Regions from separate parts of the Homo sapiens genome. Here region 2 is linked to region 1. Evidence: read pairs that join two places in POLR2A ChIA-PET (ENCODE). Cell type or tissue: A673. All regions are shown on one strand. Each heading gives the region's core, and the rest is flanking DNA. Links, peaks and the distances in the headings are about the cores only. Region 1 has its middle 7.8 kb from the start of ZNF579. Region 2 holds the start of LOC107983998 (a long non-coding RNA gene).

The links. Peaks named below come from ENCODE experiments on the same cell type or tissue, not always from the same donor. Only the 100,000 strongest peaks of a DNase experiment are listed, where the experiment ranks them.
Region 2: POLR2A ChIA-PET joins it to region 1 with 13 read pairs; 18 of 35 experiments call an interaction of 5 or more read pairs at or near these places.

The regions. Positions count from the first base shown.
Region 1 is chr19:55,570,389-55,575,697 of GRCh38, reverse strand. No RefSeq gene overlaps it. Among named protein-coding and RNA genes, the nearest start is that of ZNF579, 7.8 kb to the left of the region's middle. In A673, for the core only: no CTCF peak of the experiment used is centred there; no DNase peak of the experiment used is centred there.
Region 2 is chr19:55,634,044-55,639,413 of GRCh38, reverse strand. LOC107983998 (a long non-coding RNA gene) reads right to left here and starts at 4,411. Exons shown (of 2, transcript NR_171683.1): 1 at 3,702-4,411. It also overlaps a transcript of ZNF581 not described here. RefSeq lists a silencer at 3,790-3,957 and enhancers at 4,077-4,166, 4,237-4,456. In A673, for the core only: a CTCF peak has its summit at 198 (motif pointing right); DNase peaks (open chromatin) are centred at 203 and 4,463; H3K4me3 peaks cover 1,832 bases; H3K27ac peaks cover 1,504 bases.

The DNA.
Region 1 (5,309 bases), core at 1-5,000:
CCAAAGTGCTGGGATTACAGGAGTGAGCCACTGTGCCCGGCCATGCTTGACTAATTTTTAAATTTTTTGTGGAGATGGTGTCTCCCTATGTTGCCCAGGCTGGTCTTGGACTCCTGGGATCAAGGAAGCCTCCTGCCACAGCCTCCCAAAGTGCTGGGATTACCAGCATGAGCCACTGCACCTGGCCATTACTACATATTTTAGAAACTGCAGGTAATTGGAGGTGAGGTGGGAAGTTTCAATTTCTACACATCTTCAAGTTGTTGGGTTTTTTTGGTTTTTTGTTTTTTTGGTTTTTTTTTTTTCGAGATGGAGTCTTGCACTGTCACCCAGGCTGGAGTGCAGTGGCACGATCTCAGCTCACTGCAACCTCCGCCTCCCAGGTTCAAGCAATTCTCCTGCCTTAGCCTCCCGAGTAGCTGGGATTACAGGCGCCTGCCACCGCACCCAGCTAATTTTTGTGTTTTTAGTAGAGATGGAGTTTCACCATATTGGCCAGGCTGGTCTTGAACTCCTGATCTCGTGACCACCTGACCTCATGATCCACCCACCTCAGCCTCCCAAAGTGCTGGGATTACAGGCATGAGCCACCGCGCCTGGCCCAGTTGTTTTCTTTTTACCCGTTTATTTAGGTTCCAGGAGTGGAAGGAAGAGGGATATCTCTCAGCTAATCTTCCTTAAACACCTTTCTCTTTCCTTCTCTTGACATCCTGCTTTCCCCCAGCACCTTCGATGGTTCTCTCTTGCCCTATGCAAATAATGATGGGCGGGGTGCAGTGGTTTATGCCTATAATCCCAGCACTTTGGGAGGCTGAGGTGGGTGGATCACTTGAGGTCAGGAGTTCGAGACCAGCCTGACCAACAAGGTGAAACCCCGTCTCTACTAAAAATACAAAAATTAGCCAGGTTTGGCAGCGGGCGCCTGTAGTCCCAGCTACTCAGGAGGCTGAGACAGGAGAATTGCTTGAACCCAGGAGGTGGAGGTTGCAGTGAGCTGAGATTGCAACACTGCACTGCAGCCTGGGCGACAGAGCGAGACTCCATCTCAAAAAAAAAAAAAAAAAAAAAAAAGACGTTGACTACTTAGGTACCTGCACACCCACAAGAAACAGCAAGAAAGGGGCAGAGCCTCCCCCTTTTCCAGGACAACAAACTGAAGCTCTGAGAGGGAAGCTGTTTCCCCAGTGCGTCAACAATACTAGATGGATCAAAGGAGGCAGAGAAGCAAGAAAGATGGTGATTGAGGGTCAAGGTGGGAGAGGATGACACCGAAAGCTTCAAATAATTCCACCTTCAATGATTTCACACATCTTGGCTGAGCCCTTAGCACTGTGCCGGCTTGTATGGATTAGTTTGTTTGATTTTTTTTTTTTTTTTGAAACGGTCTCACTTTTTTGCCCAGGCTGGAGTGCAGTGGCGCAATCATAGCTCACTGCAGCCTCCATCTCTTGGGCTCAAGTGATCCTCCTGCCTCAGCCTCTGGAGTAGCTGGGACTACAAATTTGTATCACCATGCCTGGCTAATTTTTATTTTATTATTTTATTTTATTTTATTATTTTATTTATTTTATTTTATTTTATTTTATTTTATTTTATTTTATTTTATTTTATTTTAAGACAGAGTCTCGCTCTGTCGCCAGGCTGGAGTGCAGTGGCGGGATCTCAGCTCAGTGCAACCTCTGCTTCCCGGGTTCAAGCAATTCTCTGCCTCAGCCTCCCAAGTAGCTGGGATTACAGGCACCCACCACCATGCCTAGCTAATTTTTTGTATTTTTAGTAGAGATGAGGTTTCACCATCTTGGCCAGGCTGATCTTGAACTCCTGGCCTCGTGATCCGCCCCCCTCGGCCTCCCAAAGTGCTGGGATTACAGGTGTGAGCCACCGCACCTGGCCTACTTTTTTCTTTTGTAGAGACGAGGTCTCACTATGTTGCCCAGGCTGGTTTCCAACTCCCGGCCTCAAGCGATCCTCCCCACTCAGCCTCCCAAAGTGCTGGCATTACAGTCGTGAGCTACTGTACCTGGCCTGTCCCAACTGTTTATCACTGAGTTTAAGCCCAGTGCTGGATGTTGGGGCTAGTATTTGATGACACCCCTTAGGCACTCTTTTGACACCAACCATCCAGCTCAGGAGATGAACAATAACCCAATATTGGCACGAATAGATTAGGGTTACCAAATGAGACTGGTTCCCCAAAGAACTAGATCCTATGAGAAACTATAACCAAGCGTCAAGTGTTGGGGAGATGGGAGGCTGAAGTCTGCTTTTATTACATCAAAGCTACTCCCTCCTCAGGAACCATCAGTGGCTCCCTATTACCATATCTTAATGTGGGCTCCTATTTAGTGAGAGCCTACCATGGCCAGACACCTTATCCATACAATGTCATGGACAAAACCCATCAAACGAGGGAATTACATAGCTCTACTTATAGAAGGGCCAGATTGGGGCTTAAAGCAAAGAAGCCATTTGTCCTGCTTCAGTAATCACTACTATGAAATGAGCCTTGCATATTAAATGGGTTACTTAGTGGAAAGGGCTGAAGACAGTGCTTGGGCCTGGTAAGTAGTTGTTGCTGTTGGCCGGGCGCAGTGGCTCACACCTGTAATCCCAGCACTTTGGGAGGCTGATGTGGGTGGATCATCTGAGGTCAGGAGTTCGAGGCCAGCCTAGCCAACATGGTAAAACCCCATCTCTACTAAAAATACAAAAATTAGCCAAGCATGGTGTCGTATGCCTGTAATCCCAGCTACTGGGGAGGCTAAGGCAGGAGAATTGCTTGAACCTGGGAGGTGGAGGTTGCAGTGAGTCAAGATCATGCCACTGCACTCCAGCCTGGGTGACAGAGCTAAAAAAAAAAAAAAAAAAAAAAAAAAATGGAGAGAAAAAGTTGTTGCTGTTGGTTGTTGCTGTTGGTACTTTTAGCTATTATTCTCCCTGGCTGGTATATACATGATCTCAATGAATCCTCACTGCTCCACGGGGAGGCAGGAAACACCCTCCCCATTTTCTGGATGCAGAGAGGAAGTTCCTTGTCCAAGATATCACGGTTACAAATTGGCAGACCTGGTCCTCGAACCCTTACCCAGGCCAATCTTACCCTCCCCGTCAGCTCCCACCACACAGCCCACTTTCAGGCCCCTTCCTACACACATGTTGGTCTCCAGGACCCGCGGGCCCCACCTCGGCTCTATGGGTTTGCCCACCCTTCTCATTGCAGATCTGCCGCCTCGAAGAGAAACATTTTCAGAACCAAATACAGAATTGACAAAGAGAAGACGGCCTTGGAGATAGAGCCCAGCTTTTTCATTGCGCAGGTGGAAAACTGAGGCCAGATGCGTGGGACAGATGCAGAGAATGATAAAGTCACCAAATGACGGTGATTATTGAAGGAGTTGTGGTTATGTAGGGAACACGACCTGCCATTTGTCTTTCACTTGCTGAACACTTTACACGTACGATCGCAACCACATTTGTTTGTTTTTGCTTGTTTGTTTGTTTTTTGAGACGGAGTTCACTCTTGTTGCCCAGGCTGGAGTGCAATGGCACGATCTCGGCTCACCGCAACCTCCGCCTCCTGGGTTCAAGTGCTTCTCCAGCCTCAGCCTCCCGAGTAGCTGGGGTTACAGGCATGCACCACCATGCCCGGCTAATTTTGTATTTTTAGTAGAGACAAGGTTTCTCCATATTGGTCAGGCTGGTCTCGAACTCCCGACCTCAGGTGATCCACCCGCCTTGGCCTCCCAAAGTGCTGGGATTACAGGCGTGAGCCACCGTGCCCAGCCTGCAACCACATTTGTTAATAATAGGAACCCACTTCTTGAGTATTCACCCTATGTCTGCTTCAAGGGTACTACGTAGATTAGCCCATTTAATCCTCACAACAGCCACATAAAATAGATACTATTATTGGCTCTGTTTTCGTTTTGCCTTTTCATAAACAGCTTTACTGAGGTACCATTTACATATAGACTTCATCCATTTGGTCGTACAATTCGATAATTTTTTTTTTTTTTTTAGACAGAGTCTCACTCTGTTGCCCAGGCTCAAGTGCAGTGGCTTGATCTCGGTTCACTGCAACCTCCGCCTCCTGGGTTCAAGCAATTCTCTGCCTTAGCCACCCAAGTAGCTGGGATTACAGGTGCCTGCCACTACGCCTCACTAATTTTTTTTTGTATTTTTAGTATGAACGGGGTTTCACCATGTTGGCCAGGCTGGTCTTGAACACCTGACCTCATGATCTACCCACCTCGGCCTCCCAAAGTGCTGGGATTACAGGCGTAATTTGATAATTTTTAATAAATGTACAGAGTTGTGCCTCTATCACCACAATCCAATTTTAGAATATTTCCAGGCTGGGTGTGGTGGCTCAGGTCTGTAATCCCAGCACTTTGGGAAGCTGAGGCGGCAGGAGCACTTGGAGCCAAGAGTTTGAGACCAGCCTGGACAACAAAGCAAGACCCTGTCGCTACAAAACATTGAACAAAAATTAGCTGGCTGTGGTGGCAAGTGCCTGTAATCCCAGCTACTTGGGAGACGGAGGTGGGAGGGTGTCTTGAGCCCAGGAGTTGAAGGCTGCAGTGAGCTATATGAGTTGAAGGCTGCAGTGAGCTATGATCACACCACTGAACTCCAGCCAAGGCCACAGAACAAGATCCTGTCTCTAAAAAATAATAATAATAATAAATAAATTGATGAATTAATTAAAAATTTTAAAAAGAATATTTTGATCACCTCAAAAAGACATTCTGTGCCTGTTAATAGTCATTTTCCATTCCCACCCTCAGCTCTGGGCAACCACGAATCTATTTTGTCTCTATGGATGAACCTATTCTAGACATTTCATATAAATGGAATATGCCATATGTAGCTTTGGTGACTGCCTTCCTCCTCTTAGCATAATGTCTTCAAGGTCTATTCACATTGTAAATTGTGTCAGTTCAGTACTTAATTGCTTTTTAGTTGTTGTTGTTGCTGTTATTGAGAGAAGGCCTCACTTTGTTGCCCAGGCTAGAGTCCAGTGGTGCTATCATGGCTCACTGCAGCCTCAACCTCAAGTGATCCATCTCTCCCCAGTTTCCTGAGCAGCTGGGACCACAGGGTGCATCATGACACCTGGATAATATTTTTATTTCTTGTAGAGATGGGGGTCTCACTATGTTGCCCGAGCTGATCTTCAACTCCTAGGCTCAAGCAATCCTCCCACCTTGATCTCCCAAACTGCTGGGATCAAAGGCATGAGCCATTGCACCCACCCTCTTCATTCCTTTTTTACAGCTGAATAATATTCCACTGTATGGATACACCAC
Region 2 (5,370 bases), core at 85-5,084, 64 kb before region 1:
TGCAGTGGCATGCTTCTGGCTCACTGCAGCCTCACCCTCCCAGGCACAAGTGATCCTTCCACTTCAGTCTCCCAAACAGCTGGGACTACAGGCGTGGGCCACCACACATTTTGAGCCGGACCACTCTTTGTTGTGGGGGCCCATCCTGTGCACTGTAGAGTGTTGAGCAGCATCCTTGGCCTCCACCCACCAGATGGCAGTAGCACCCTCCCCCAACCCCAAGTTGTGACAACCCAAAATGTCTCTACACATTGCCCGTGTCCTCTAGGAGGCAACATGGCTCCTAGCTGAGAACCCCTGGTCTACTTAGACAATTATCCAACCTGAGTGTCTTGCCAAGATCCCTGATATAGTTAAGATGTCTGTCCCCTCCAAATCTTTTTTTTTTCTTTTTTTTTTTTTTTTTTGGAGATGGAGTCTTGCTCTGTTGCCCAGGCTAAAGTGCAGTGGCGCAATTCTAGGCTCACTGCAACCTCCAACTCCCGGGCTCAGGTGATTCTCCTGTTTCCACCTCCCAAATAGCTGAGATTACAGGTATGCACTACCACGCCCAGCTGTATTATATAAAATATAACAATTTTATATTTTTGGTAGAGACAGGTTTCACCATATTAGCCACCTGGTCTCCAACTCCTGACCTCAGGTGATCCACCTGCCTCAGCCTCCCAAAGTGCTGGGATTACAGGGTTGAGCCACCACACCTGGCCTCCTCCAAATCTCATGTTGAAATGTAATCCCCAGTGTTGGAGACGGGGCTTGGTGGGAGGCATTTGGATCATGGGGGTGGATCCTTCATGAATGGCTTGGTGCCATCCTCGAGGTAATGAGTGAGATCTCGCTGAGTTCACATGAGATCTAGTTGTTTAAAAGAGCATGTCAGGCTGAGCGTGGTGGCTCACGCCTGTAATCCCAACACTTTGGGAGGGCGAGGCGGGCAGATTACGAGGTCAAGATCAAGACCATCCTGGCCAACACGGTGTAACCTGGTCTCTACTAAAAACACAAAAATTAGCTGGGCGTGGTGGCAGGCGCCTGTAGTCCCAGCTACTTGGGAGGCTGAGGCAGGAGAATCACTTGAACCCGGGATGCAGAGGTTGCAGTGAACCGAGATTGTGCCACTGCACTCCAGCCTGGCAACAGAGCAAGACTCCATCTAAACAAACAAACAAACAAACAAACAAAAAAGCGTGTCACCTCCTGCCAGTCTTTTCCCCCCACCATGAGATATGCCAACTACCCCTTTACCTTTCACCATGATTGTAAGCTTCCTGAAGCCCTCGCCAGAAGCAGCTGCCAGGACCACACGTCCTGTATAGCCTGCAGAACCGTAAACCAATTAAGCTTCTTTTGTTTATAAATTACCCAGCCTCAGGTATTCACTCATAGAGACACAATGAAACTAACACAATCCCTCTCTTGAGTTTCAGACCATATAACTAGTGGCACTGTAGTGGCCACAACCCCCACCCCCACTGCTATCCCCAGAAATAATGACAACAATAAGCAACATTTATTGAGCCCTCACTCGGGAACAGCCATTGCTAAACGCACAGCATCCTCAGGGCAGAGCTACAAGGAAAGCACCATGAGGATCCCTGTTTTACAGATGAGGGAAGCAGAGCTCAAAGAGATCGTGTGATTGGCCTGAGGTCACACATCCGCAGGCGGGATGGCCAGGATAGCACCTGCCTCTGCCCACACCAGGTCAGTGCACATGACCCCTGTCAGCAAGCCACACACTTCCCTGTAATCCCACCATCGCCGCTGCCACCCCAGCGCAAACCACCACCACTTACGCCCAGCTTATAGCAGCAGCAGCCTCCGCCTCCATCACTCTCTCCCTCCCCTCTCGTTTTTTTTGTTGCTGTGTCTTTTTTCAGACAGAGTCTCACTCTGTCGCCCAGGCTTGAGTACAGTGGCACGATCTCAGCTCACTGCAGCCTCCACCTCCCAGGTTCAAGCGATTCTCCCGCCTCAGCCTCCTGAGTAGCTGGGATTACAGGCGCGCACCACCATGGCCGGCTAATTTTTTGTAATTTTAGAAGAGACAGGGTTTCACCCTGTTGCCCAGACTGGTCTCGAACTCCTGGCCTCAAGCGATCCGCCTGCCTCAGCCTCCCAAAGTCCTGGGATTATAGGCGTGAGCCACCATGCCTGGCCTTCTCCCTCCCTTCCCTATGGCAATTTCCAAGTGATTTTTTAAGCTCACAGAATCATTCCCTGACTTAAAACCTTCCCCTCTGAGACACAGCAACATATTGAGACCCTGTCTCTCCAAAAAAAATGATAATAATAATTAGGCAGAGGTGGTGGTGCCTGCCTACAGTCCCAACTACCCAGGAAGCTGAGACAGGATTGCCTGAGCCCAGGAGTTTCAGACTGCAGTGCGTCATGATCAAAACCTTCCCCTCTGCCCTTAGAGTAAACCCAGACACTCTGCAAGGCCCTGCGTAGACTGGCCCCCCAGCTGCCTTCCCTTCTGGGCACCATGGTGCTGGCTTTCCCTTGCCCAGTGCACCAGCCTCTCCCATCTGGAGAGCTTTTGTGCTAGCTCCTCCCCTCTCTGTGATGTTCCTTTCAGCCCCTCACAAGAGTGACTCCTTCCTGGCCTTCAGGTTTCAGCTCACAGAACACTTGGTCATAGCAGCTTTTAGTGACCGTGGTAGCTCCAGGTGCCCTGCTCTGCGTCCTCCGTCTGTTCATTTCCTTCACATCCCACAGCACAATCCATGATATGGCCTCGTTGATCTACTGCCTGCTGTGTTACTGCCTGCCTTCCCCACTCTCCAAGGCCCAGCTCCATCCTGGTCAACATTCTACCCTCAGAATCTATCAAAGGTCTTTCAGGAAACGGTAAGGAATCAATTCGATATTGGTTGAATGAATACATGAATGAATTTGATCGCCCCATCCAAAAGTGAAGCATTACCTCCCTACCCAGCTCCCCACCAAAGAGAACCCCTGCTCAACCCCAAGACATGATCATGAGGAAGCCACACCATCTAGACAAAATTCTTGCCACACCATCTAGAACTTTGGACGTCCCCATTTCCACCCACTCCCTCACTCCCCAAAGCCAGACAAGCACCAAGTTCCATCACCTCCACCCCCTGAGGGCACTGACCTCCGTTCTCCAAGCCAAGTTCTGGCCCCTTCCTTCTCACCTGGACCACCATATCTGGTACCCTGGCCTCCAGTTCCCCTCCCACACTGGCCTGACCCTGACAGATGCTTCTCACAGCTGTGTTGAATGCAACTTCAGCACCATGCATAACATTCTCCCGGCCCCCTTTACCCTCAGGACCAAGTCCGAGTTTCTCAGCCTAGAATTTGAGGCCCTTTGTGAGGTGGCCCAGCCACTTCCTCACCTCACTTCTCATTCCTGTGCTCCAAGCACACACGGCATCTCACAGCCCCCTGGCCAGACCTTGAATTTACACAGCTCCACACGCAAAGGCTTATGTGTTTTCCTCGCCCTGGGAATTCTTCCCCTTTCCTCTACTGGCAGCCTTCTCCTTAGCCTTCTGGAATCATGTATTCTGACCTCTCAAGTTGGCTAGGTGTCACCTATATGCCCTGCTCACCAGTCCACCAGCTCCTCTTTTTAAAATCCTCCCTATAGTATAACCCCCTCAGCCTGCCATGAAAGGCCTCTCACAACCTGGCCTCAGCCACCTTTCCCACCCTTGCCCTCACCCAACCTGTTCCAGACAGCTGCAGCGAATCATTCTGACTTCTCCATTTACACCTCAAATCTTGGGCCACTGTGACTGATTACTCATGTCCCCAAACTTCAGTTCACACTGCATATTCATATCCAGGGTCTCGATGAATCCTCTCAACGGTCCAGCGAGGCTGGCAATCAGATGCACTCCACAGCGCAGAGGGGGCAGAGGCCACTCAGATCTCCGGCCGGAGTGACCGATTGACCCCCGCTCCAGCACCCTCACCTCCCTCTGGCTGCCCAAACCCTCCCCAGCCTGCAGTCTGGGTCCTGCCTCCTTCAGGAACCTTTTCCTGGCCACCCCCTCTTCTCAAGGTCCACTATTCATCCCACTTTGTCTTCCCATGGGAAATAGCCCCTTCTCCCCTCGGGAAATAATACAGTGATGCCCAGGCCTGTGCCTCTGGGGCAATTGGGATCCAAGAAGCCCACCCTCAAGGCTTTCCGCCCTCCTCTTCCTATACCTCGTCCCCTGGTCACCGTAGCCCCTCCCCAAGCCTCCTTCGCAGGGCCTCTCAGTTTCCAACGCCCACTGCCCTGGGGGCCACTCTGTCCCACACCCCAAGTCCCTCACTTGGGCAGGACTCTTAAGAATGCCGTCACTGCTGAACCTGCTCACTCCCCGCAATCCGGCCCGGTCTCCCTATCCCTACGCAGCAAACTTTCACGTCCGGAAGCGGCCGCAGTGACGACTTCCGGGATGCTCCGACTTCTCCAGCAGCTTCCGGATTCGGAGAGCAGCAGGAAAGCACTCGGGCCAGAAACGCACCCACAAGAGAAAGGTTCCTGCGTCGCGCACCTTGCTACTCCACACACACACTACACAAAAGTTAAAATGAAATCACTATTTGGCGCCGTGCCGGATGCTGAGGGAGGGAATACAACAGAGATGGCTTTTGTCAAAAAAAAAAAAAAAAAAGGACTTTTCTTTCTTTTTTTTTTTTTTTTTTTTTTTTGAGACGGAGTCACGCTCTGTTGCCCAGGCTGGAGTGCAGTGTGTGATCTCGGCTCGCTGCAACCTCCACCTCCCGGGTTCAAGCTATTCTCCTGCCTCAGCCTCCCGAGTAGCTGGGATTACAGGTACACACCACCACCCTCGGCTAATTTTTGTACTTTTAGTAGAGATGGGGATTTCACCATGTTGGCCAGGCTGGTCTTGAACTCCTGACCTCAAGTGATCCACCCACCTCGGCCTCCCAAAGTGCTGGGATTACAGGCGTGTGCCACCGTACCCGGCCAGGAAAGACTTTCTAGAGTAGGAAAGACAGTACAAAGTCTTTCTACAAATAGGACCTGAAATCAGAAAGGTCTAGTGATTTGTCTGTTGCTACAGAGCAAAGGCAGAGGGCTGAAATTCTTCAACTCATGAGACAGTTGAAGACAGTCAGGCCCTAACTCTTGATTTGCTCCATGGCAAGAAAATGGAGTACCGTATCCCTATTGGTTAGGTGGTAACGCCAAGGCCATAGAGGGGCAGTCATTGGCCCTGGATCACACTGCTAGTCAAAGCTGGCTAGTAGGATGTAAAGACTTTTATTTTAAAAGTCTCAGGGCTGCCAAATTCATTATGCCAAAGGGAAGGTTAAGCCTGGAGACTGAGTTATGCAACACTGCTATCTGCTTCCCAGATCAACAGCTGTTGCTTC